Linked DNA regions of Homo sapiens: region 1 is linked to region 2. A link is a loop called in an ENCODE intact Hi-C map of the cell type or tissue named here. Cell type or tissue: K562. All regions are shown on one strand. Links, peaks and the distances in the headings refer to the core of each region. The heading gives the core; the rest is flanking DNA.

Region 1 (10,659 bases), core at 1,190-9,189, 77 kb after region 2:
CTCATTAAGAAGACTCTTGGTGGTAGCATGGTCTGACTAGCTTAAGGTACAGTCTTTCCTCTTTGAGTTTCCTGTGGTTTTACTAACTCTTTGCTTTCCCTCTGACATAAAAACTAGAAGCCATAAATTACGGATAAATTCCACTACGTAAAATAAGAGATCTTTAAAACTCTGCATGGCAAAGCCACTATAAGACAAGTAAAAAACTAAACTGGGAGAAAAATAGTTGCAGCTTATATCTCAGAGAAAAGATAATTTCCCTAATGCTGGGGTTGGGAACTACAGCCCAAGGCCCATATCTGGCCTGCTGCCTGTTTTTATCAATCAAGTTTTATTAGAACACAGCCACACTCATTTGTTTGCATATTGTTTGTGGCTGCTTTCACCCTATGGTGGCAGAATTGAATAGCTGCAACAGGGACCTTATGGTCCACAAAACCAACAGTATTTATTATCTGGCACTTCACAGAAAAGTTTGCCAACTCTTGCTCTGATGAATAAGGAGTTGCTACAACTACAAATCAATATGAAAAGACCAACAAACCAGTAGAAAAATAGGCAGGAGATATGTTTGTTAGTGTCTCAGGAAAACAAAGCAATAGCAAACAGGTTTCTCCACAAATGCTTCTTCTCCCCAAATGGGGCAACTTACAGAGGTGAGGGCAGGATTTTGGGGACAAAAAGGGAATGACATTGTGACGCTCGGAGACCTGCAAATGTGGGAAGCTATTACTATCCCTGGGATTGAAGGCAGGGACAAAGAGAGAGAACGGCATTGCCGGAGCAGGAAAGATGGGTCATCCGAAGAAGGCTGTGATCATGGAGGATGTAGCCACTGTGAGAAATATGTCCTTGAAGCAGGATGGAAATGGGAAAGATATCTCTCCTTCCACCTGCTAACCTCCTGCTAGTGCCTCCCAGAAGTTATCAGAGGAGGGAGTCCAGGTGATGCTGTCCTCAGGGGTGAGCTTCCTATGACACAGATGAAAAGCTCCTCAGCTCATTCATAATAAGAGCAGTGCAAATGAATATGATACTGAAATGTCACTTTTAACCTATCAGATTGGCAAACAGCAGAATGTTAACACCTTGTATTGGCAAGGGTATAGGGAAACAGGTACTATATAGATACAGATATGTATATATGAAGGTAATATCTTTCAAAATTATAAATTCATATATCCTTTGACTCAGCAATTACATTTATAGGAATTTAGCTAATACATGATACTTTAGCTAATACATGAAATGACCTATGTGTAAGGTTATTTATTGCAACCTTGTTTGTAATAGGAATACAATGGAGATAACCTAAATGTCTATCTGTAGGGAACTGGTTATATAAATTATGCTACATCCATTCAAGGGAATTCTCTGAAGCCATAAAAAACGATGAGGAAGCTCTTTGTGTCCTCATATGAAATCAACGCTCAGTTATGCCATTAAGAGTACAGAGAATTTGTCTCAGCTTTGGCTTTCATAACTAAATGATGATAATAAAATAAAAGGCGAGGCGTGGTGGCTCATGCCTATAATCCCAGCACTTTGGGAGGCCGAGGCGGGCGGATCACGAGGTCAGGAGATTGAGACCATCCTGGCTAAGATGGTGAAACCCCATCTCTACTAAAAGTACAAAAAAAAAAAAAAAAATTAGCCGGGCTTAGTGGCAGGCGCCTGTAGTCCCAGCTACTCAGGAGGCTGAGGCAGGAGAATGGCGTAAACCCGGGAGGTGGAGCTTGCAGTGAGCCGAGATCGCACCACTGCACTCCAGCCTGGGCAACAAAGCGAGACTCCGTCTCAAAAAAACAAAACAAAACAAAAAAAAAAAAAAGAGAGAAAGAAGAGTACAGAGAAAATAAAATAGGATGTGTAGTTTATGGTTATTTGTGTAAAAAATGAAGAAAAGGAAGATATAAAGCATGTTCTTGTGTATGTATAAAATAACATCCCAAGAAATGATGAAATTGGATGCCTCTGGAGAAGGAGACTGCGGGGGTGGATGGGGGGATGGTCATCCTGTTGTGTCTTTTGAATACTGATTAAAATAAGTTTAAAATCTCCTTAAGGGCCAGGTAAACAGCTTTCATCTGAAAATTTGAGAAACATCTCAAAATTCTAGTCCCTGCCTGTGGCTTTCAATAATTATCAGATAAGATCTGAAAAGCTGATTGGCAAATCCAATGTGAAATGATAACTTGAAGGACTTCCAGGAGGAAGCCCTGTCTCCTCTTCAACCCAATTTTAACCTTGGCCTGTTGGTATAAGTCCCAGGTACTGTTTCTTAAATTTTTTTCTTCAACATACTTAAAATCAATGACACTGTATATTTTTTAAATGCTCCGTCATTTGCACTTTCAACTGGTTCTGGCTGCTCCCATCTGTTGGTTCGATTTATTGAAAGTTTTGTAGGTGTGTCATCCCTCCTTGTCACTTAAGACAGGTACATGCTTTAGTTGTTTAGAGCTGCATCTTTAGAATATTTATTTTGATGTGGAGAAAATGGTGGATTATCAACAAGTAAACACCTGGACAATCAGAGGATCAAAATAAAAGACAAATCTGGATTTATAAGTCTCTCTCTTTTATTATTTTTTTTCTGGGCAAGATTTGCCTGAAGTGGAAAGAGTTGAATATGGATGAGCGCATGTTGCAGACTGATTTTCAGCCGTAATTGCTTTGCAGCAGGAAAATAGGCAAAGAAAGGAGATTGGGAATATAGGCAATCAAAGACGAGGTTCTCACACCTGCCAGATACCATGTGTAGCATACAGGCATCCGCAGAGAAATGGAAATTCTCTTATCCTGTGACAAGATGTTCCAATTAATGCGATTCGGATACATCTGTCTGCCCGTAGCTCACCTCGTGAAACGACAGTCCCGTCCTGCTGCTGGAGTCAGTCAAAAGGCTCATTTTGTGAGTGGCACAGCAGTCATCCTGGGAACTGTGCCGCGGGGCTGTGACCCTCCTTCCTTTCGGTTTACTTCAACTCAGAAACTTCCTTTCCGTTTATTTCAACTACAGGGAACATCCTAGCTGGAAGGCTTGCAGCAAGATGGCATTGAGATCATAAACGCCATTCTGAAAGCATATGTTCTTCAGACACGTGGCTGTGGAATGGGGGTTGACATGGCAAATTGCCAGGTTTTGATTGCTGAAACAAAGATATGTTTACTATATTAATTTTGGCATGAAAAAGAGTTGGACAGTGTATGGATCCTTTCAGGCCTTAACTTAGAATTGAGTTTAAACAGGGCCTCCTGGGTGATTTTATCTCCTGAGGCAGTGACCTGGAAGGGTAGGGTCAGGTGGGAGGCTGGGGAGACGTTTGCTGTGCCACAGGCTTTCCTCCTAATTTTATTTTTGAGGCCGGAACACTATGACGCTTCATACTGTCTGCATATATTGGGGGAGGAAGGTGTCTGTGTGTCTGTATTTTCTCTTATAAAGTATACTTATAAAGTAGCCAGGAGCTTCATACAAGCGAATTTGTGCGGCAGGGATCTGGCAGCAGGGGATGGAGAACTCTGGGAAAGGTGGGATTACATTGCAGCGTCGGCAAAGTACTAAGGATTGCCGCGGTCCTCCAGAAGGCCAAGGTCGTGCGTCTGCCATCAGTTCTTCACGCAGTCCGACAGTGCTGTGTGGAGCCAGCAGCCCCCAATTCCCTTATTTGCCCCAGCCTTGCTCACCTCTCACCTCCCTCTTCTGCACTCATTTGCCCCCAGCCATGCTCACCTCCACCTCTTCTGCAGATTTTTTGCACTGATGGTCTGTTCTCCACTTGTTCTCTGAGTCTTCATATATGAGACTTTTCCTGTCTTAACTAGCTGTGAACTCTTGAGCACATGAAACCAAGCTTTATTCTTTTCATGTTCTTTCTTCATTGTCTGTAAAAGAGCATGCCAATTAATTTTTGGCCTTGATTCATCTTTTTTGACTGTGACTCTTAACCAACTGGATCATAATCCCCTACAACCTGCTCCACTGGTCATATTTTTTGATGGAAGAAATTAGTTGGCACCTGAGTTGTACAGTTTTGCTGTAGGAATGTGGATGAATGTTATTTAGCGTGAAATAATACTTCCTCAAAGTTCAGATTCATAGGGAAAAAAAGGCTAAATGTTCCAAAAAGTGTGTATGTTATGATCAGACCCTTTCATGGAGTTACGTCTTCATTTGATCCACAAATAAAAATCTACTAGGATGCATTCTGTCTATGTACAACTTCTTAGAGGAAAGAAATTAACATTTAATGAGCTTCTGTTATTGCCAAGAACTGTCTGTGCTAGGCAATTTTTCATATACGTAATAATTTTTAAATTATTGCTCAATTCTATATATTTAATCTTTGCAGTGATATTCTGAAATATGATTATTTTAATTTCTTTGAAGTAAACCTTTTATTTTTGAGATAATTATAGATTCATATACAGTTGTAAGATAGAACACAGAGAGGACTTTGTAACCTTTATCTAGTTTCCTCAGATGGCAACATCTTGCAAAACTGTAAAACTATCACAACCAGAACACTGACATTTAAAAAAATTTTTAATTTATTTTTTAATTAATTAATTAATTTTTTTGAGGCAGAGTCTCACTCTGTTGCCCAGGCTGGAGTGCGGTAGCGTGATCTTGGCTCACTGCAACTTCCACCTCCTGGGTTCAAGCGATTCTCGTGCCTCAGCCTCACGAGTAGGTGAGATTACAGGCACGCGCCACCACGCCTGGCTAATTTTTGTATTTTTAATGGAGATGGGGTTTCACCATGGTTGGCCAGGCTGGTCTTGAACTCCTGACCTCACGTGATCCGCCTGCCTCGGCCTCCCAAAGTGCTGGGATTACAGGTGTGAGCCAGCACCCGGCCAGAACATTGATGTTTTGACATTTGATATGGTCAAGAAACAGGGCATTTCTATCACCACAAGAATTCCTCACGTTGCCCTTTTATAGATACATTCACTTTCCTTACATCCCAACCGCTCTTTAACCTGTAGAGCTACTAATCTGTACTCCATTTCTCTAATGTTGCCATTTCAAGAAAGTTGTATAAATAGAAAATGCAGTGTGTAACCTTCTGGGTTTTTTTTTCACTTAGGATAATAACTCTCCAGAGATTTATCCAGGTTGTTGCCCTTATCCCTAGTTTTTTTTTTATTACCAATTAGTATTCCATGGTGTGGATGGACCACAGTTTAACCTTTCACCCTTTGAAGGACATCTGTGTTGCTTCCAGTTTTTTATTACTATAAATAAAGTTGCTGTAAACATTCATGCACTGGTTTTATGGGAACATGGTTTTTCATGTCTTTGGGATAAATGCTCAGGAATGCAAATTGCTCGGTTGTATGCTAGTTGCATATTTAGCAGGTTTAGCTTGCAACTTGCAGCGATCCCTAAAGCATTCATGATTATCATTCTTATTATATACATTTGAGGAAATTAAAGCCTAGAGTAGTTAGTTCACATACCCAAAATTACATAACTAGTTAAGTAGTGGAGCCAGTACTTGAACCCATGTCTGCCTGAACTCTCCAAATCTACATCTTTTCCAGTGAGGACTCTGCTAAAGTATATAACCTTTTACATGTATCAGTGTTTGGAATGGAAACTAACGGTTCTGTTTTCACCTGACCTTGAATCACTAAAAATGAGAAGATGATTTCATAGTCACAATATTGTATCTGATTTTTTTCCTCAAAAGAGCAGAAAGCAAATATGAGTACAGAAGACACCAAAGTTCATGGTAGAAATTATCAAATTAGGATTCCTAGCATTTGAATGCGAGGGAATGGAGCTTTATGATCCCATCTTTGGTGAGAGGTTGTTGCTCAGTGAATCAAGGGCAGAGCCAGGACTCGGATATGAGCTCTCCATCCCGTTCTGTCTGGCTGCCATCTGTCTCTCCTTCAGTGCTAGGGCAGGCAGCTCATGGCTGGTAATGCTCAGAAATGCAGATACTATCAATTATTGGTGTGTTAGCGGCAAATATGTGGGTAGAGGAGGGGGAGAGTGAGAGATTCCCAGGTGTTAGGTGACCTGATCATGACAGGTACTGAAACTCTGAGGCCATTTATGGTTATGAGATGCACTGTGGGGAATTGCAGCCCCTTCCTGTAATCTACAGGGTTATTTCTGGGTGACATTTTGACAGGAAGATGTCCTGTGGGAAAAGACTGCTAACTCAGTTTGCCTGCCCAACAGTTAATTATTAATACTTCATGGCTGAAAGTGGAGTAATGTTCCTTGTATGCCTTTTATGGAGTTCTTGGTATTTTGTTTATTCTTTTTTTCTGATAAAAAGGAGAAGGTTTTATTAAGCAGTTTGAGAAAATTACAGCCACAAAATTGCACGTTGCTTCGAGGGTGTAAGGGTCGTTTCAACGTAACTTTAGAGTCTCTGTAATTTATGCTGCTACAGGAAATATCCCTTCTGTCTCAGAGATTTTAAACAAAGGCAGGGTGGTTATCACTCTGCTTTCTACAGCCTAAATATTGTTTCTGAATTAAAATGGCTGATTTCAATTTAGTCTCTGCAGACTACAATAAAGCTAGAATGAAACCAACCTAATTTTATCTTCATAGCAGTAAAACCCTTTGAAATCAGCTTCTTCACTAACTTTTTTTTTTTTTTTCGAGACAAAGTCTCGCTCTGTCGCCCAGGCTGGAGTGCAGTGGCGCGATCTCTGCTCACTGCATCCTCCGCCTCCCTGGTTCAAGCGATTCTCCTGCCTCAGCCTCCCGAGTAGCTGGGACTACAGGCGCCCGCCACCACGCCTGGCTAATTTTTTATATTTTTAGTAGAGATGGGGTTTCACCACGTTAGCCAGGATGGTTTTGATCTCCTGACTTCGTGATCTGCCTGCCTCGGCCTCCCAGAGTGCTGGGATTATAGCCGTGAGCCACTGCGCCTGGCCCCATAACTTCTTTTTAATCTGAAATAATTTTTATTTCCAGGGATCAATGTTATTTCTATTGTAATAATGGATTTTGCCAGTTAATACTTCATTTGGTTTCTGACCTTGATATTTAATATATATTTAATACCTAAATAAGATTCCAGAAGTTGGTCTGAATAAACCCATAATCCTTCTTTGCTTGACAACTAGTTTGCTACCAAGATCATTTAGTATGATTTATTATAATGATTATCGTATCAATGGTCCTTTCTTTATGTGATTTCCTATGAAAACCCTGTATAATAGTGTCATAAAACATTGCTAGAAACATACAGATAAAAGGTCTAGTCTATAGCCCTCACTTTATGTATAAGCAAGTTCCTTACCTGGCAGGTGATTCCATACTAAGTTTGTCTGGGAATAAGAAGCTTGTAATACATCAGTGATTTTTTCAAACAGTGTTTTGGGGAAGCAGCCCTGTCCTCTCCCTACAAGCACAGGCATGCTTGTGCACCCCCACTAAACACGTCCACATGCCTTGCCTTGATTTCATGAGATCACTGTTACTGGGGGATTCTATTTTGGGATTTACGTAACATTGTTTGATGTAAGCGTTCCACTGCAAAAAAAAGTTTGAAAACTGTAGTCAAGAGGCTTAATAAGGCTTTTTAGGGCTCTGACATCAATGATACATAGTAAATAACGTAATTTGTGTGCGGGTTTGTATTTATGATCTATGTGACAGGTGTGGCGATGGTGCAACTCCTTTTTTCCTTTTTAGTTGACACATAATAATTGTACACATTTATGGGATACAGAGTGATATTTTCATATGTGTATATAATATGTAATGATCAAATCAGAGTGATCACTATACCATCACCTCAAATATTTATTTGTGTTGTGAACATTAAAAAATACTCTCCTCTAACTTTTTGAAAAATATAATACAGTTGAGCATATTCAGCGTACAATGCTGCAGAACACGCAAACTCCATCCTCTCTATGTAACTGTAATTTTGTATCCATCAAACAACCTCCCTCCCATTCTTCCATTTCCCAGCCTCCAATACCCACAAGTTCTACTTTGATGAGCACAAAACAACATCTTTTTTGCTCCCACATAAGAGCCAGAATATGTGATATCTGTTTTTCTGTGCTTGACATATTTCACTTAACATAATGTCCTTCGGGCTCATTCCTGTTGCTGCAAATGACAGGATTCCATTCTTTTCTATGGCTGAATAGTACTCCATCATGTCTGTATCTATGTTTTCTTTATCCATTAATGCTTCATGCGTGAAAGTAGAGTGGTGTTACTTGTATGTCTTTTATGGAGTTAAATATCCACTGATGGATATTTAGGTTGATTCAGTATCTTAGCTATTGTGAATAGTGCTGCAATACGCATTGGGGGTGTGCGTATCCCTTTGATTTCCTTTCTTTTGTAAAAAAAAAAAAAAAAAAGAAAGAAAGAAAGGAAACCCAGTGCTGGGATTGCTGGATCCTATGGTAGTTCTCTTTTAGTTTTTTTGTGGAAATGCTGTGCTCTTTTCTACAGTGGCTGTACCTATTTGCATTCCCACCAACAGTGTGTGAGTTCCCTTTTCTCTGCATTTTCACCAGCATGTTATCTTTTCTTTTTTTGATAACAGCCATCCTAACTGTGGTAAGATGATATTTCATTGTGGTTTTGATTCGTATTTCCCTGGTGATTAGTGATGTTGAACATTTTTTCATATATTTGCTGGCCATTTGCATATTTTCTTTTTCTTTTTCTTTCTTTTTTTTTTTTTTTTTCTGAGACAGAGTCTCACTCTGTCAGCCAGGCTGGAGTGCAGTGGTAGGATCTTGGCTCACTGCAACCTCTGTCTCCCGGGCTCAAGCAATTCTCCTGCTTCAGCCTCCTGGGTAGCTGGGATTACAGGCGTGTGTCACCACGCCTGGCTAATTTTTTGTATTTTTAGTAGAGATGGGGTTTCACCATTTTGGCCAGGCTGGTCTGAACTCCTGACCTCAGGTGATCTGCCCGCCTCTGTCTCCCAAGGTGCTGGGATTACAGGCATGAGCCACCGTGCCTGGCCTGCATATTTTCTTTTGAGACATTTCTATTCATATCATTTGCCCACTTTTTAACTGGATTATATTTTGGATATTAATTCCTTGCTGAACATGTAATTTGCAAATATTTATTGCTACAGATTGTCTCTTCAGTCTCTTGATTGTTTTCTTTGCTGTACAGAAACCTTTTAGTTTAATATAGTGCCATTTGTCTATTTTTGTTGGCTGTACTTTTGAGGTCTTAGCCATAAAATATTTGCCTAGACCAATGTCCTGAAGTGTTTTCTTCTAGTAGTTTTATAGTTTTGGGTCCTATGTTCAAATCTTTAATTCATTTTGAGTTTACTTTTGTATACAGTGATAATGGTCTCCTTTCACTCTTCTGCTTTGGATATGGAATCTTCCCAACACCATTTATTGAACAGGGTGTCTTTTCCTCAGTCTGTTTTCTTGACACATTTTACAATTGGTTGGCTGTAAATATGTGAATTTATCTCTAGGTTCTCTATTCTATGCTAATGGTTTGTGTGTTTGTTTTTATACCAGTACCATATGGTTTTGGTTCCTATAGCTTTGTAGCATATTTTGAAGTCAGGTAGTGTGATACTTCCTGTTTTGTTATTTTTGCTCATTATTGCTTTGGCTATTCATGGTCTTTTGTGTTTCCATACAAATTTTAGGATTTAAAAAAATATTTCTGTGAAACATGTGGTTTGGTATTTTGACAGGTATTACATTACATCTGTAGATTGCTTTGGGTAGCATGGTCATCTTAACAATATTAATTCTTCCAATTTATAAGCATGGGACATCTCCATTTGTTTGTATTCTCTTCAGTTTCTACCATCAGTGTTTCATAGTTGTCCTTCTAGAGTTCTCTCTCCTCCTTCAATAAATTTATTGTTAGATACTTTATTTATGTTTTTGTAGCTGTTGTAAGTGGAATTGCTTTTCTAATTTCTTTTTTCACTACTTCGTTATTGATGTATAGTTTTGTATATTGATTTTGTATCTTGCAACTTTACTGAATTCATTTATCAGTTCAAAGAGTTTTTTGGTGGAGTCTTTAGATTTTTCTGTATATAGGATTATGTCATTCACAAAGAGGGACAATTTGACTTCCTTTTTTCCAATTTGGATGCCCTTTGTTTCTTTCTCTTGCCTGGTTGCTCTGACTAGGACTTCCACTACTCATTATTGATTTTTTCAGGTTTTCTCCTTCTTCCTAATTCAATTTTGGTAGGTTGTGTATGTCTAGGATTTATTTCCTTTAGGTTTTTCAGTTTGTCAGCATTGTCAAGATTGTTGTTCGTAACAGTCTCTAATGATCCTTTGTATTTCTGTGGTATCAGTTGTAATGCCTTGTTTTTCATTTCTGATTACTTTCTTCACTGAAGATTTGACCCCCTCAAAGTCATCCATGAGGATTGGAATCAACCTTCCAAACTCTTGTTAATGTTGATATTTTGATCTCCTTCTATGAAGTATGAGTGTTCCTAATGGTGTCTGGAATAGTGAATCCTTTCCAGAAGGTTTTCAATTTACTGTCCCCAGATCCATCAGAAGAATCAATATTGATGGCAGCTATAGCCTTACAAAATGTATTTCTTAAATAATAAGACTTGAAAGTTGAATTACTCCTTGATCCATGGGCTGAAGACTAGATTTTGTGTTAGTAGGCAAGAAAACAGCATTCGTCTT
Region 2 (10,659 bases), core at 917-8,916:
TGCTTTTAATCTTTCTTAGGTGGGACCAGAGCAGTATTTAGTGTAGGGCAAGTCACTGAGGCAAGGCTCTTTGGGTCTTCTATTCAATACCCCTTGAACCTTGAGGTTTTCTACTCTGGTTGATGGGAGCAGGCAGTATTCGTGGTCTTATTTGAGCACCTGCTACTGTTACCTCTAACTCTTTCAGCTGGTCCTGTCCCAGCTTCAGGCAGTATGTTCATGTGCATGGGCTGATTAGTACTCCGTGGAATATTTAAGGCTGACCTTCTGCAGATTTGTTGATTTCTCTCCCTGTACACTTCTTTCCTCTCTGGTATTCTGTCCTGTAAACTCTAGCCTTTTTTGGTCTCCCTATACTCTCAACTTTGTCACCTTAACTCAGGGCCTCCTTCAGGCTCCGCCTGGCTTCTACTTGTTGTGAGCGTGACTGGCTAAGGCTGGCTTCACGGGAAGTAAATAATTTACTGAAACAGGTGCGAGTTAAAACCAAGTTTAGGCCGGGTGCGGAGGCTCACGCCTGTAATCCTAGTACTTTGGGAGGCCGAGGTGGGCAGATCACGAGGTCAAGAGATCGAGACCAGCCTGGCCAACATGGTGAAACCCCGTCTCTACTAAAAATACAAAAATGAGCCGGGCGTGGTGGCGGGCGCCTGTAATCCCAAGCTCCTCGGGAAACGGAGGCACAAGATTTGCTTGAACCTGGTAGGCAGAGGTTGCAGTGAGCCGAGATCACACCACAGCACTCCAGCCTGGCGACAGAGTGAAACTTCATCTCGAAACAACAACAACAAAAACGAGAACAAGTTTATTAGCGGGAAGCAATGGCCGGCACAGCAGAGAAGAGGCTGTCTGCCAAGAGGCAGGGGCTGAAAGGAAGTTTTCTAGGGCCATGCTGGAGGGGTTATGTGCAGAGAGGATTGTGCTGCTGGGGTATATGCAGAGCAAGGTATTTGGGAACAGGATGTTGTACAAGCAGGTTGTTTGTGATTAGCTGTCTCTCAGAACAATTGTTCTCCCCCATCGGGGGCTGGCCTCTTCCTTGTTGGTGCTAACTTACCTTGTCAGGACTCCACACCACCTACCTTCATTGTGGTCTGGAAGCTTTCTTAATAAATTGGGGCAGTCCTTTTGTTTATTTCCCAGTCTCTCAGTGATTGCTGCCTTTGTTCAGTATCATGAAAAACCACTGGATGTTGGTGTTACACATGGATGGGAAGGTAAATCCAATTTCCATGATTACATCCTGGCTGGACACGGAAATGTCTCTCTATAAATTCTTAAAACTGTCCCCTGTCAGAGCCCATCTGAAATTAGTGCTTTTCTCTCCTCCTGATAATGGGGTTCTATTAGTGCTGAAAATCTAAGTTGTAGGCTTCACTATGAAAAACTGCACAGCCTCCCCAAGAAATATCATCACCAGTCTGCCTGGTGGTCTTCTCTTTCTTTCGCGGATTCCTAAATAGGTTTACAGGGAGTGCTGAGAGGATCGTCACACTTAGGCCTACTGAGGGTGACTCGGCACAGAATGGGAAGTCTGCAGAAGAGTAGAGTGAGGTGGTCATTTCTCAGCAGATATGTTTATTGTTACCCACACTCTTTTTCTAAAAGATTCGAGGAGTATGAGATATTTATGTATTTATTTCTGAAGTCTGCCTGTGTTCCAGTCATGACCATTCAGATGCTGAGATACAGGATAAGCAGGAAGCAGATGTTTCTGTCCACAGGAACCTCCCTGTCTGTGGGAGAAACAAATGCTGTGTAAATAGAAAGTGATAATACGACGTGATAAACTACGGCTTTCCCATTCAAGGACTTTAGAAGATACTCTCTTTTCCTCCTTGTACCATTTTAACAAAAGCAGCACAGCACTATACCGATGCCTTTTTATACTTTGCGTTACTTGGTGAAAATGAAGTTCTCTATTTTATCTGTCAGCAAACATCTAAGAGCAAAAATTATTTGAAACCTTTGTTCTTACCAAGACTAACTTTATCTTCATGTGGCACATTTTAGTAATTTACCTAGTTTGTAGCCATCTAACTAGAATTTGCTGATTGTTTATGTATTTCTTCAGATTGCTGATAGATTTTATTCTAATAAGCGAAAAGCAATTCTAAGCCTTGATCCTTAAAAGGTATATTTCCCTTGGCAGCAATTCTAGTGGAAACAATGGGTAGTCTCTTTTTATTAAATTTTATTTATTTATTTATTTATTTATTTATTTATTTATTTATTTATTTTTTGAGACAGAGTCTTACTCTGTTGCCCAGGCTGGAGGGCAGTGGCGTGATCTCGGCTCACTGCAAGCTCCGCCTCCTGGGTTCAAGCGATTCTCCTGCCTCAGCCTCCTGAGTATCTGAGATTACAGGCTCATACCACCACACCTGGCTAACTTTTTTGTATTTTTAGTAGAGTTGGGGTTTCACCATGTTGGCCAGGCTGGTCTCGAACTCCTGGCCTCATGATCCGCCTGCCACAGCCTCCCAAAGTGCTGGGATTACAGGCGTGAGCCACTGTGCCCCGCCTAAATTTATTCTATTTGTATGAAATAACTCTAAAAATTTGGTCTTCATTAGTGTTTTTACTTATACTTCAAGATGCTGAATTATTTCTGTGTAAATATATTGGCATTTCTGTTCTATAAGACAGCATTAAATGAAATAGTTTCGTTTCTTTTCCAAGTATATTTTTAAAAGTACATTAGTGTAGCCTATTTTTTATTTTTTTGCTTTGTCTTTTGATAGTGAAACAAAATACTACTATTCTAAGCTTGGGTTTTCAAAATACACATTATTCACGGTGTAAATTCTGCAGTAGCCTTGTATTGTAGCATATGAAGGAGGAAAAATTGGATCCATTTAGCTCTGATCCCTTTTTTGTTAGCAATTTATGTGTATAACCAACAGATTTCTCCTTAAGAAAACCTCATTATTAAGCTAACTTAGGGAAATTTAGTAAAGAAATGATTTGGAGGAAAGCAAATAAAGTAATCCAAATATACAATAATTATACCAAAATTTTAACATCGATTTATAAGAATATCTTACCACTTTTAAATTTCTTCCAAAATTGACAGATACTGATTTTTTTCATTAACTGTCAGTGGAAATCCTATGGGAGACAGCTCAAATTTTGACAGCTTCAAGAAAATGGATGGCTTCTCCTTCTGTGTGGTAATTGATCTTACCTTTTGAAGAATTAGCTCATAAGTATAGATTTGGAGAGAGTTACAATATGCAATACAGCCTTCCTCTTTTGAAAATAAGTCAGTCATTCTGTGAACTGAAGACTTCAGCATGAAGAAGGTTGCTCTGAAGGGCAGAGTATATAATATTATTTGGTTGCGACTTTTGCTAGCTTGGTGGCTCTTGAGAAATCTTTAGTGAACTTGCCAGTTTCATGTTTGTAGGGGGTATGCATCTATCCAGGATAATCATCCCCCATTGAAAAACTAACCTTTTCAAGGTTAAGTATAATGTGAAACAAATAATATTGCTCCAGAATGAATTTCTGTGCAGTTTGTATGAATTAACAGCTGGCTAATAAGAAGCTCTTGAAGTCTATCATAAGCAAGGTCTTGTATTAGCCATAGACTGAGCAGACCTATTGCTGCCTCTACCGTTTACCTCACATGGTGAAGTAGTCTGGGAAAAAGCAGTGTCACTGTTCCACTCCAGATAGCTGTCATTATGGTATTACATAAACTAGCAGACTGCTGTGGGACGCAAAGGGGATGTGCACCGTTTTGGTTATTTGAGGGGACTTTGGCATGCCCTTGTAGGAGCCCAGAAGGAAGGATCATACAGTTTAGTCTTAAGCTGTGCAAAAACATGACCACATGAATGAAACCAGTCTTCCTGAGGCCAGAGGGCTTATAAAGAGGAAAGATACACACCTTGAGTAGACTTCTTTTTGAGCAAGGATATCCAGAAGTAGAGTGTTAAGGCAAAGCAAAAGATTCTTTAGACTGCACTCAAGTCTGTCTTTATAGGCATTTCTTGCTTGTGTAGCATGGAAAGGACCACTGCTTGCTCAGTGTGGCTTTTTTTTCTGCTATGCTGGACCATGTAAGTAGCCATTGAGATAATTTATTCCTGAGTCAAAATAAGAGGGCATTAAATTTAGTAGAACTGAAGTTGGCACTGGCTAGACTGATTACTATGATGGGATCCCTTGGAGAGCATCACTGGTGAAAGCACCTGGATTCTATTTAGAAAAACTTAAGTATGTAAGTTGCCTTCTTTGGGGGATGAAACTTATAATGAACTATTGTAGAGGGTATGAAAGCCCACGGCATGTTTCTATCATATACTATATATATATATGCTATACTAAGATGTTATGCATGGGTCAGGGTCCTTGGTAAGGCTCACCTGTCATTTCTTATGTAGTTTATATTTGTTTCTCTTTGCGCAAGGATTTGGTGAGTTATCTTATGGACAATGAAAGGAGAAATGTCCTAATGCAGAGTTCGCTCCTAAGTTTAAATGAGAAATATCTAAAATCCTAAACCATGAACATGGTTCATGGTTTAGAACCCTTAAAATGGAATTACAGTACTTTTAAATTGGTAGGTGTAAGGAACATGGCTGCACTGCAGCCAGGCAGGATGGGCTGAGGTAAACATCCCGGGTGACTCAGCAAGTCTGTAGCGCAGGCGCGCAACTCCATGTGTAATATAAACAGCTATGTAGCCATAACATGGGAGGGCCATCACTTGGCTCTTTGCCACTGTTGTCTTTAAAAGGTATAATTGCCCTGGTGACACTGTGCAGGCGTGCTTGCACCCAAAGAAAGAGAGAGAGCACCAGATCTGTCTGTCTTGCAGCGGGGAGCCAGGACACAGCTCAGCTTGCTTGCGCTCAGAGGGAAAGAGTTAAGCTGTTGACCCCAAAGGGAGAGAGAGCCAGCAGAGATCTGTGCTTGGGAGTGGCTGGAACAAGCAGCCGAGACACACAGTGTAAGAGAGCTGCTGAATAAAATTGTATTTCACCTACCCGTAGCCCCCTGAGTGTTCTTTCAGCTGTCTGCCATTCATCTACCCACTCCCTTCCGGCCTCAGCATGGGCTGGAACCTGACCCTGGACCTAACAATGGGGATCTTAGGGACTTAAGAGATCATCTAAATGAACTCTTTACAGATGAAGAGACTGAATCCCCAATGGTTAAATGACTTGTCTAAGTCCACACATCTAGTTAGACGCTGAGCCAAGACAGAACCTGATTTCTGGTTTCTAGATGTGCACCCCTTACTCAGTGGCATGTACTGTAATTCACAGTTTCCATTCACTTGTTGCCAAGGTCTGCCACTTCCGAGAGTTTCACAGTTTTGGTGTAAGTGTACATTGCCAAATGAGAAATAGCTTGGAAATATAACTGAAGAGACATTATCTGTTGTGACTGCAGCTGAAGCACCAACTTTTAACCAGTATTAGCACTGCTTATTTCAGCTCCTATCCTTATCTCAAATAATTCTGCCTTCCTATAACACATGATGGGGACCCCTGGGAGCCGCCAAAAAGGACACTTACTCTGAGGTCTTGCCCAGGTCTCTGCTTCTTCCTCCTTGTTCCCAGATGGCAAACGGACATCCTCATAGTAAGACTGGGCTGCTTTCCACCTGCGCAGCCCCATGGTAAGCACCTGCAGCTCCAGAGGGAATTTATTTTAGTAAAACAAACAAACCTGGAGACCAGGAGATCAATTATCAGTAGTTTGGTAATAATTGAAAACTAGGTCAGAGGCTTCTATTCCTTTTTCCATGAGAGCTGGATATGTGAGGTTGTTCTTGATGAAAGCTGAATTTTTAAATGCAGGTTAATGGCTTTCTTGGAAGCCAGCAAGCAATTAAGGTTTTCTCATCCATGCAGAAATTACAGCTGCAGGGGGCAATTTTTAAAAATTCCTTTGGATTCTTAGAACATACTATATTTATTTATTTTCCCTTAAATTCTGACCTTAAGCTTAAAAATAAGTTTGTTAATACTAACGTTGTTTTCCCTTGAGCTAGCTTTGAACCTCAAATGAATTGCAAACTGCGAAGTGACTGCTGTAGGGCTACTCTTCAGTAAGCTGGTCCAGTTATATGGTAATGAATCCATTTATAAAAAAAATTGTATGTGAGCTGTTTCCAAGGCTATTATAGTATTTCTTTATCAGACTATACATAATTTTACGTTTGTAACATGGTACAGTTCCAACTGAATAGGCAGTAATTTTCTTTATTAGAGTTGCATTTTAGAGTGGTTCATTCATCAGATTTTTATCAAATATATTCTTCGTGTCATTCATTGTGATAGGTTCTGGAATATGATTAAGAAATGGTCCCTGAACTCCAGGGGCTCACAGTCTAGGAAGAAAAAAGACAAATAAAATTATACCAATATAATGAATGCAGTTCCATGGCATATGAAGAGTGTTATAGAAACACAGAGCAAAGATGTAACCCTACCTAGTGTCAAAGAAGACTACACAGAAGATGGTGCATTAGAAGGAAGAGAAAGAATTGGCTGCACCAACAGGAGGAGGGGAAAGGACCTTCTGAGAAAGAGAAGAGTGTGTGCAAAGCAGTGGAGGCCTCAGGGAGGATGGTGGTCTGCTAATACTGAGTTTAGTGTGGTTGTCTTTGTCTTACGTTGCTTGCAGGGAATAAAGCTAGTATTTGCTTTGCTAGCTGGACTGAGCTGGGCTATACTAAGTTGTCTGACCTTTATCCCGTACACAACAGGAACTACAGGAGGTTTTCAAGAAAGGGAGTGAAGTCAGATTCATAGTTGAGAAAAACATTCTAGTAACTAAGTGGTGAATAGAATGAAGAATGGGAGCACTGATTGGAAAGCATTTATAATAGACGGTGGAGGGCAAGTTTTAGGAAGCAGGCAGTGATTGTGATGTCAGAATCAATTTGTATGATATTTAAATAGTCCACCCGGAACTCAGTAAAGCAAAGATTGTTGAAGAGGGTGAGCTTGAGAGACTGGATGGATGTTGATAACATTAATTGTGTGAGGGTGTGATCTCTTTGCTGAGATTTTAAGTACGGTAATTTTCTGATGTGATACCTGTATTCATAGCGTAACCTGTGACCCTATTTGGATAGCCCTTATGCCTCTGTATTATGATTGTCAGTCACTTCCCTGAACTATAAACTTCTTGAGGTCAGAGATAAGTTTTAGTGGTTCTTGTTCCACAGCCTCTGACACAGGGCTTAGTTATGTAATAGGTGCTTGGTAGATTTTGGATGTTTAGACGTGGATGCATCAGCCATCTACTTAAGAATTCCTCTTTCGAATTCTTCCTTTGCACAAGAAGACCTTTGTTTCTTAACCCAAAGAAGACGAGCTCTGTAAGTCCGTTATAATTTTCATTTTATGGCCAAGTTTCTCTGGACTTTCATTTTCCAGAAACTACCTATCTTAGATTTTGCTCTTTCCTTAGTGACAACTCAGTAAAGTTCCTATTGTTCAGAGATTACATGATGAAGTAGATATATACATGTGTGTTTTTTCTTCTTTAAGTTTGGCTATTTGAACCTGTGGCTCTGTGGTGTAAACAGTAATTCCTTTCCAGATTTATTTATTTGGAAGTTTTTGGGTCTTTAAAAATTACTCCTGTGTTTCTGGTCTTGAGTTAAATCCACTTATAATTGCCCTAGGGGTTCCCATGGCATCAGCACAGCTGGAGGTCTGGTGGGCTTTTGTAAATGGCATTTGGAAGAGTGATTCATTTGCCAAAGCATTAGCAATCTTTTGTATTGTTTCCATGTGGTTTTTGTCTAAAGAGACAAGTGCTGGGATTTTATTTATTTAATAAACTTTGTTTGAATGAGCTAATTTCCCCACTGTCCAGAATTACTAAGGGAAGACCTGAGCATTTATTTCAAGGACTTATTCTATCCATTCCTTGCTTCAGTGGGGAGCAGTCACTTCTGTAGCCACCAACTACCTGATAGTCTAGTCTTTTCTGTGATTAAATTATAAAAATAATCTCTTTGTGAACTTGTCTGCTTTTGGTATAAGGTCGCATATTTAAAGAGCAATCTGTGATGAGATATGTTGGCTTCATTTTCTGTTTGTTTTCTAAAGAAAGGAAAAATAGATACATTTCCATTTCAAAATTCTTTTTTTTTTTCTTTTTTTGCGATGGAATCTTGCTCTGTCACCCAGGCTGGAGTGCAGTGGCGCAATCTCGGCTCACTGCAAGCTCCGCCTCCCAGGTTCACACCATTCTCCTGCCTCAACCTCCCGAGTAGCTGGGACTACAGGCGCCTGCCACCACGCCTGGCTAATTTTTTGTATTTTTAGTAGAGACGGGGTTTCACCGTGGTCTCGATCTCCTGACCTTGTGATCCGCCCGCCTCAGCCTCCCAAAGTGCTGGGATTACAGGCGTGAGCCACCGTGCCCGGCCTTCAAAATTCTTTTTAAGAGCCTATTATATGCCCAACTCTTGTATTACTTTCTCTTTTTTCACGTTCACACCAACCCTACTTGAGAGCTGTTTTTCTCCTCACTTTGCTGTTGAGAACAGTGTTTCGGAGAGTTTAAGGAATCTATACAAGTCCCTTAGTAGTTCATATCAGAGGTTGTTTTACACCCAGGTTTTCTGTCATAAGACAGAAGCTTTGAAACTGCCTCCATTGTCCCCATGGCTCCACATAGGCCAGAGGGCTTCCAGATGCTGATAACATTGATGAAGAGGGAAGGTCAGAGACTAGACCTCAGTTGGAAGCTGTGGCAGTTGTGCTGTGAAAACCCACCAGAGGGAAGAGACGTTTCAATTCTTCTTTCATAACCACGGAAATCCTAAGTGACTTGTGGCACCTCGGTATATTAGGACTTCTCATTTCAGAAAGTTAATGGTCTTCTCTCCTCTCTGTCAGTGTGATGTATGTAACCACTGATTAGCTGACTCATTTGTTCAGTTGGCAGATACAGAGGCGATCAGTTTACTCGCCTTGCTGTTTAAAAATCATGATAATTTTGCACTCCCTTTGAGAAATGGGTAAGTTCAGAAATCAGTTTTGGGACTATCTTTATTTAACTAAGGCATAAGTGACTGCACCTTCAGCAAATTTAATTCCTGGCTTCAGACTGCAGTAATCTTAAATGAGACATTTTGTTGTATGCTTATAACCTCAGGGATTTTATCTGCTGCCGTCGTGGTCTTTTGAGGAGGATTCTCCTGTTGCAAAGGATGTCTACAATGTAATGAATGGCAAGAAGTATCAGGAGTATTTTGAGTGCTTAAACCCATCCGAGGTTTATTAATTTTCCGGATATGGGTTAACATGGTTCCATGAATAGGCACAAGGCCTAGAGAGTAGGATTAGGAAGGTTTCCAGGGATTCTGAACTCATGTCAAGCAAAACTGGCATGCTGGGCAGCTAAGTCAACTGAATAGGGAAAAGACTTTGAAAGTGCTTTATCTCACTGCATAATGTTTGTCAATTTCATTCAATTAATTTACAGCTGCAGGGCTCATGAGGCTGAAATTAAAGTTTTGTAAAGTTTCGATAAGGAGGCAGCCAAACAAGTTTGATTAGCAGTGGATGTTTTGGAAATGAGTTGGCAGCCATGCAAAAATAGAGGGTTTGAATTTCAGGAGGCACGTTGGCATGGCAGTGCCCATTTGATTAACCGTGGAAAGCCCATTACTTTCCACCTGGCATTTCGGGCATTTCTTTTCTCTGTGTGTCTTCTCTGAGGTAACCTCTAACATTGGAATAAACATCTTTTTAGTTAAGTCTCATCAGCCCATTGTTCTTAGTCTGTTTTATTAGCAATAAATCCGTTGTCTGTGTTATTCTTTCTACAGCCATACAACATGCTCTTTAGTCTTTCTTTCCAAATTGTAGACATTTCAGTAAGGTGTTTCTCCCTCTGCAGGTTGGGGCAGCACAGGGCCTTTCACTTGGAGTTCAGGAGTTGAGTTGTATGAGTTGTGGCTGAAGGGTCACAGACAAGGGGGCACAGCACCTTTTCACATAATATTTAGCAGGCTAGAGTCTGTACAATAACATTGATCATTGTTCATTTTTAGTGCTTTTTTTTTGGTGAAATAAAACATGACCCTAATCCTCAACAGGAAAATTTCATCCTCCTAAACGGGATTTGGTGCTGACAAAGATTCTTTGCTTTTCTAAACTTTAGTCAGGTTCCTGAACTCTGTCCCCACCAGGGCCCATCTGTGCATTTTAGCAAGGACCCTGCTAAGTCAATTTAGCCAGAACCCCAGTCCTTCATATCTGATCAGTCTCAGTGTCTGATCGGCTTCCTCATCCCCCATCGGGTGATGTGTCATCATCTTGGCCTGTCTTTGGCAAGAATCCTGTTAGGATGGTGTGGCCAGAATGTCCTCTTACCTGTGATTTTGCCTCTTAATAATTTTTCATTCACCGACTGCCACCCTCCTCTTTGGCTATAAATTCCCACTTGCCGATGCTGTGTTTGGATTCAGCCTGGGGTCTTGACTGAGATCTCTTTCCCCCTGTTGCTGTAGTCCTGATAAAAAATATTTTCATTGCTCTGCTCTCCAGCTCTGCTTTTCCTTTGACAGTAGCCTATTTAAAAAATGATATAGGAGCAGGAGGGGGAACGCAAGGGTTGGGGAAGGACATAGAGGTGGTTTCAACTGTATCTATAATTTTTTTTTTATCATGG

Evidence for each region. Hi-C counts contacts between places; a loop is a spot of excess contacts. Peaks named below come from ENCODE experiments on the same cell type or tissue, not always from the same donor. Only the 100,000 strongest peaks of a DNase experiment are listed, where the experiment ranks them.
Region 1: it touches region 2 in a loop (2.6-fold over the local background); 1 of 110 quality-filtered maps calls a loop at or near these places.

What each region holds. Positions count from the first base shown.
Region 1 is chr1:246,027,712-246,038,370 of GRCh38, reverse strand. The region is part of intron 5 of SMYD3 (SET and MYND domain containing 3); the gene reads left to right. Among named protein-coding and RNA genes, the nearest start is that of SMYD3-AS1, 76 kb to the left of the region's middle. In K562, for the core only: no CTCF peak of the experiment used is centred there; no DNase peak of the experiment used is centred there.
Region 2 is chr1:246,104,766-246,115,424 of GRCh38, reverse strand. All of the region lies in intron 5 of SMYD3 (SET and MYND domain containing 3), which reads left to right. SMYD3-AS1 (SMYD3 antisense RNA 1) reads right to left here and starts at 6,799. Exons shown (of 4, transcript NR_183265.1): 1 at 6,708-6,799; 2 at 5,532-5,643; 3 at 3,896-4,094; 4 at 1,556-1,736. RefSeq lists a silencer at 3,524-3,818 and enhancers at 4,373-4,872, 4,873-5,374. In K562, for the core only: no CTCF peak of the experiment used is centred there; DNase peaks (open chromatin) are centred at 1,624, 3,634, 4,684 and 8,894.